2 separate regions of the Homo sapiens genome follow, and region 1 is linked to region 2. A link is an interaction called in ENCODE POLR2A ChIA-PET data of the cell type or tissue named here. Cell type or tissue: GM12878. All regions are shown on one strand. Each heading gives the region's core, and the rest is flanking DNA. Links, peaks and the distances in the headings are about the cores only.

Region 1 (2,924 bases), core at 135-2,634, 360 kb after region 2:
AAGTAATGAAGGATGAAGAATATATTGGAAGAAGGGAAGAGATCACTAAGTGTCAGAAACAAGGCTGAAAAAATAATCAGGCACTAGTTTTCCTTTCTTTGTAAATTTTTATTAAAAAATAGACAGGGTTGGCCAGGCTGGTCTCAAACTCCTGGCCTCAAGCAATCCACCCATCTCAGCCTCCTAAAGTGCTGGGATTACAGGCATAAGCTACCATACCTGGCCTAGTTTTCTTAATATCTGAAGAATGTAAGTGGTCAATAACCAGTTTGAGAAAGTATAGAAATAACAAAGAAAAAACAATTCCCACAGAAAGTAGCATAGGCATATAGATTTCTATTTTTAGCAACGGCATAAAGCACATGTGTGCCCACTCATACATCCAGGTTTTTCTTTTTTCTTTTTTTTTGAGACGGACTCTCGTTCTGTCGCCCAGGCTAGAGTGCAGTGGCACAATCTCGGCTCACTGCAACCTCTGCCTCCCGGGTTTCATGCCATTCTCCTGCCTCAGCCTCCCGAGTAGCTGGGACTACGGGCATCCGCCACCATGCCCGGCTAATTTTTTATATTTTTAGTAGAGACAGGGTTTCACCGTGTTAGCCAGGATGGTCTCGATCTCCTGACCTTGTGATCCGCCCGCTTCAGCCTCCCAAAGTGCTGGGATTACAGGCGTGAGCGACCGCGCCCAGCAGGTTTTTCTTAAAACAAACAAAATAGTAGCATTAGTTTCTCTTACCTGGAATATTTCATCCTTATGTGACTCAAAGGAATGCAACTTAAGTTTCAGATTTCTCAGATCCCACAAGGCAACAGTCTATGTACAAAAAGAAAAGCAAGAGTAATCAATTTTTTAAGAAAAAAAAAATACTGTAAGTAAAATATCTCTGCAATTCAAAAAAACCTAGAGAAATTATGTTTTCTATTAAAATAAACGAAACTGACCTTGTCAGCTGATCCTGTGGCAAGAATGAACTCACTATAAGGATTGAAAGAAAGGCAGTTCACTTCAGCAGTGTGAGCATCAACTGAGTGGCTTGGTTTGGAAGTATTGTTTGAACGAGTATCCCAACTTCAGTGAAAAAAAAACAAAGGAAAAAAACCTTGAAATGGTGACTAAACATAAAACTTAGACAAGATATTTAGAAACTCTGAATGGATTCTACTCACATCATAAGTTTCTGATCATCAGCAACTGACCCAAACAGAGACTCATGGAGTAGATGCCAGGAAACATCTTCTACTACTGCCGTATGCCCTGTAAAGATGGTCTTCGCATCTACCACTTTTCCCTCCTTTGGAACGGCACTGATGTCCCACAGGCAGATGGTCTTAAATGTAAAATTAACCATTATATAAAAGGAAGATTCTCACCTCCCCACACACCCCAAAAAAGAAACCAACTGGTAACTAGCCCAGATTTGCTTCAAAATGGGAAGGATACACACATGGTCATCTGAAGCACTAAGTAAGTGCCCACTGAGATTTGGGTTCCAAGAAAGCCCATAGCCTTCCTTCTGATGTCCACGGAGACGCAAGTCTGGGTTGCACTCTCCAGAAGGATCTGCAAAGTGACAGACACATCAAGACTACCCAGTCCACTGGCTCTCTGGGCCTACTGAGCATAATGGAATTTTGGTCAAGATGTCTAAAGCTCTTAACATTTATAAATGATATAGGAACCGTTATGATCAAATAGATAATGCTTAAACAGCACCAGTATTTTGTTCTATGTAAAAAAGCATTATTTTTTCATGGAGGCAAAATGAAGAAAAATATACACATATCAATACAAATCACAAGATGTTAAATTACACAGAGTAACATGCAATTAAACTCACAGTGAGTGGAACCATGTATTTCTATAGTGACTCATTTGTATTTGAATAGAAAAGGGCACATACCTGGTTTAGAAGGATGTTTTGTATAGTCAAAAACAAGAACATCACTGGAAGGAGTCTTTGTTGCGATGATACAAGGGTTCTGGGGCATATAACGGGCCCTGTTTACTTCTCCTTCATGGTTGATCTTGATTTCTATTTCAATTTTTCCACTAACTGAACCAAAACCTCCAAATTCTGTGAATAAATTAATTGCAAATGAGGACAAAACAAGAGCTACTCTAGAGGTTACCCAGAGTATAAGAACACAGGAAAGGATTTTTTTTCCTTAGCAACAAACTGGCATAATACTAGATGTAATCTATACATTTGCTAGCACTATAAAGTGCTTTCCTACCCCCGTGACTCCAGGTAGTTAAATAACTAATAAGAAATACAGTCAGCTCTCCATATCAGTGGGTTCTTTATCCATGAATTCAACTAGCCATTAATTGAAAATATTCAGAAAAACATTGCATATGTATTGAACATGTACAGATTTCCCCCTCATCATTATCCCCGAACAATATAGTCTATTTATATAACATTTACATTATATTAGGTATTATAGGTAATCTAGAGACATTTTAAAGTATATGAGAAGATCTGCATAGGTTATGTGTAAACATTATGCCATGCTGTATCAGAGACTTCAGCATCTGTGAATTTTGGTATCCAAAGGAGGTCTTGGAAACAATTCCCCACGGATTCTGAGGGATGGCTGTATTATATTACTATCTGAAATTAAGGAAAACTAGAATTCTACTGATGTAGGGTCCAGCCCTACGGGGCTTAGCGGGTGTTCTCCCCGTGTGCGGAGATGAGAGATCATAAGAAATAAAGACACAAGACAAAAGAGATAAAGAGAAAACACCTGAGCCTGGGGGACCACTACCACCAAGACGCAGAGACCGGCAGTGGCCCCAAATGGCTGGGTGCGCTGATATTTATTGCATACAAGACAAGGGGGCGAGGTAAGGAGGATGAGTCGTCCAAGTGATTGATAAGGTCAAGCAAGTCACATGATCATGGGACAGGGGCCCTTCC
Region 2 (2,924 bases), core at 193-2,692:
CTCTGTCTCAAAAAAAAAGAAAGAAAGAAAGAAAAGAAAACTCCCAGTGAACTGATTTGTTGGAATCGGGATCTAAACCTGCTTAGTTTATAAAACAATTGAACGGAAAAAGCTAAAATTGAGCTCCTTGAACTGATTATATTCCTTGTAAATTCTGCATTCTTTTTTTCCCACTGCAAAGCCAGTGTTGAGCTGTCTAGGGTCTCTTCCTGTTCTAATTCTGCATTCTCATGTATAATTCACCAAATATAAGCTCTTTAAGTACATAGTCTATGCCTTTTATTCATCTGTTTCCCAGGCTCCCGACAGGGTTCTTGGGAAAGGCATTAGTAAATGTTTTCTTTTTGTATGAATGAATATAGGATTAGGACAGGGGTTATGGTAACAGCCAGTGCCCACTGAGCGCTTACTATATGCCAGGGCCTGCATATACTGAATTCTGTATAATCTTCTCATCAACCCAGTGATACAGATACTATTACCATCTCCATTTTACTTAGAGGAAATTTGAAACCTAGAAAGGTGAAGTGACATCTTAAGTCAATTTTACATAATGGTTAGTGGACCTGGAGTCTGCAAACCAGCAGTTTAACTCTCAAGCCTGTGCTCTTGACCAAAACACTATAATGCCTCCTAAAACTAGTATGTAAGTGCTTATTATTTGCCAAGTGCTCTTTGTATATATCTCAGCTAATCCTCACAGCTACCTTCTGAGATGGAGCCTTTTTTGCCTTCATTTTAAACAGATAAGGAAACTGAAAAGTGAGGTGGCCACCATAGTACAGCTACTTAGTGACAGGGAAGGAGGAAAACCCAGTTCTGCCTGGGGGCAAACTGCTCCTAGTTGCCTCCCTGACCCAGTAGCTGTAGTACATGACAATTGTACATTCATCCCTTTGGCAAATGTTTATTCAGCACATGTTATGTGCCAGGTGTTGTACCAAGTGCATTATATACATGATCTCATTTAAACCTCACAGCAACCATGTGAAGTGTTGGTACTATTTTTATTCTCTTTTTTTTTTTTTTTTTTTTTTGAGACGAAGTCTCACTGTCACCCAGGCTGGAGCTGGAGTGCTGTGGTGCAATCTCAGCTCACTGCAGCCTCTGCCTACCAGATTCAAATAATTCTCCTACCTCAGCCTCCTGAGTAGCTGCAATTCCAGGCAAGCGCCACCACACCCAGCTAATTTTTGTATTTTTAGTAGAGACGGGGTTTCCCCATGTTGGTCAGGCTGGTCTCGAACTTCTGACCTCGTGATCCGCCCACCTCAGCCTCCCAAAGTGCTGGGGTTATAGGCGTGAGCCACCATGCCCAGCAAGTCTTCCCATTTATAATGGGGAAACTGAAACTTATGTGTCACTAGTGTGTTGAGTGGAAATAGTGATAATTAATATTTATGACTCCTTCCTGTGTGCTAGTTGTACTGTTTTAAGTGCTTTACATATATTATTTCATGTAATTCTTACCATAACCCTATAATCAGTATATGTTAGAATGTAATATAAGGTACTTTTATCCCCATTACAGGTAAGGAAGTAGGCATTTGCCCATGTTTACATAGCCAGTAAGTGGCAGGGCCAGGTTCACACCTAGGCAGTCTGACTCCACAGCCTGTAATGTAATTGAATCTTGGTTTTTGTCTTCCTCTCTGTAGGCACCCAGATTGGCTGAAAACTTCTGTGTCTGCCATTTAGCTACTGGGGACATGCTGAGGGCCATGGTGGCTTCTGGCTCAGAGCTAGGAAAAAAGCTGAAGGCAACTATGGATGCTGGGAAACTGGTAGGTTTGGTGGTACCAATGAGTGTTGATATTCCTCAGAATCTAGATCTGCACTGTCCAATATGGTAGCCACCAGCCACAGGTGGCTATTTAGATTAATTTAATTAATGTAAAAATCAGTTCCTCAGTTGCACTAGCCATATTTCAAGTATTTACCAGCCAACGCTGATACAGAACTTTCCATCATCAAACAAAATTCTGTTGAACAACCATGTGCTAGAGGGTGTTTTAACAAACTGGCAGATTATAGGAAATTTTTTTTCTTTTTTTTTTGACAAAGTCTCGCTCTGTCGCCCAGGCTGGAGTGCAGTGGCGCAGTCTTGGCTCACTGCAACCTCCACCTCCTGGGTTCAAGCGATTCTTGTACCTCAGCCTCCCGAGTAGCTAGGATTACAGGCACCTGCCACCATGCCTGGCTAATTTTTATGTTTTTAGTAGAGATGGGGTTTCACCATGTTGGCCAGGCTGGTCTCAAACTCCTGACCTCAGGTGATCCACCCTCCTTGGCCTCCCAAAGTGCTGGGATTACAGGCGTGAGCCACCGCACTTGGCCTTGTAAGACTTTTTAGAGTGCAAGTTATTTTGTTTGTTCTGAATTTATGGCACTCATTCATAGTATTCTTGAAGTTTTTCTGTGCTGGTGTGTTTTGTTATATACCTAAATTTTAGAGCCAGAAATGAAACTGCTGTCCCTAGGCCAGAACTCAGAGATGTATTCAAGAGAGGATTTAGGAAGTCACAGAAGTGTTTTTTAACCTGCTTTATGGCTCTGTGTGCTGTTTCTGTAACAAAGCAATTACTTCGCAGTTGTGACAAAGGTAATCCTTCTTATCTGGGGACGATAATTGCATTTTCTCTCTTTTTTTTTGTTCTGAGACCCAGGCTGGTGTGCAGTGGTGCAATCATGGCTTACTACAGCCTCGACCTCCTGGGCTCAAGTGATCCTCCCACTTCGGCCTGATGAGTAGCTAGGGTTACAGGCACACACCTCCATGCCCTGCTACTTTTGTTGTTGTTGTTGTTGTTGTTGTTGTTGTTGTAGAGATGGAGTCTCACTGTGTTGCCCACACTGGTTTTGAACTGAGCTAAACCCAGGAGCAGTCCTCCTGCCCCAGCCTCTCTAAGTGCTGGGATTACAGG

Evidence for each region. ChIA-PET counts read pairs that join two places held together with the same protein. Peaks named below come from ENCODE experiments on the same cell type or tissue, not always from the same donor. Only the 100,000 strongest peaks of a DNase experiment are listed, where the experiment ranks them.
Region 1: POLR2A ChIA-PET joins it to region 2 with 5 read pairs; 2 of 35 experiments call an interaction of 5 or more read pairs at or near these places.

What each region holds. Positions count from the first base shown.
Region 1 is chr1:32,667,376-32,670,299 of GRCh38, reverse strand. RBBP4 (RB binding protein 4, chromatin remodeling factor) reads right to left here. Exons shown (of 12, transcript NM_005610.3): 4 at 1,902-2,075; 5 at 1,446-1,561; 6 at 1,168-1,328; 7 at 943-1,069; 8 at 737-814. Among named protein-coding and RNA genes, the nearest start is that of RBBP4, 18 kb to the right of the region's middle. In GM12878, for the core only: no CTCF peak of the experiment used is centred there; no DNase peak of the experiment used is centred there.
Region 2 is chr1:33,023,302-33,026,225 of GRCh38, reverse strand. It overlaps AK2 (adenylate kinase 2), which reads left to right. Exons shown (of 6, transcript NM_001625.4): 2 at 1,659-1,784. Among named protein-coding and RNA genes, the nearest start is that of AK2, 12 kb to the left of the region's middle. In GM12878, for the core only: no CTCF peak of the experiment used is centred there; a DNase peak (open chromatin) is centred at 1,371; H3K27ac peaks cover 1,106 bases.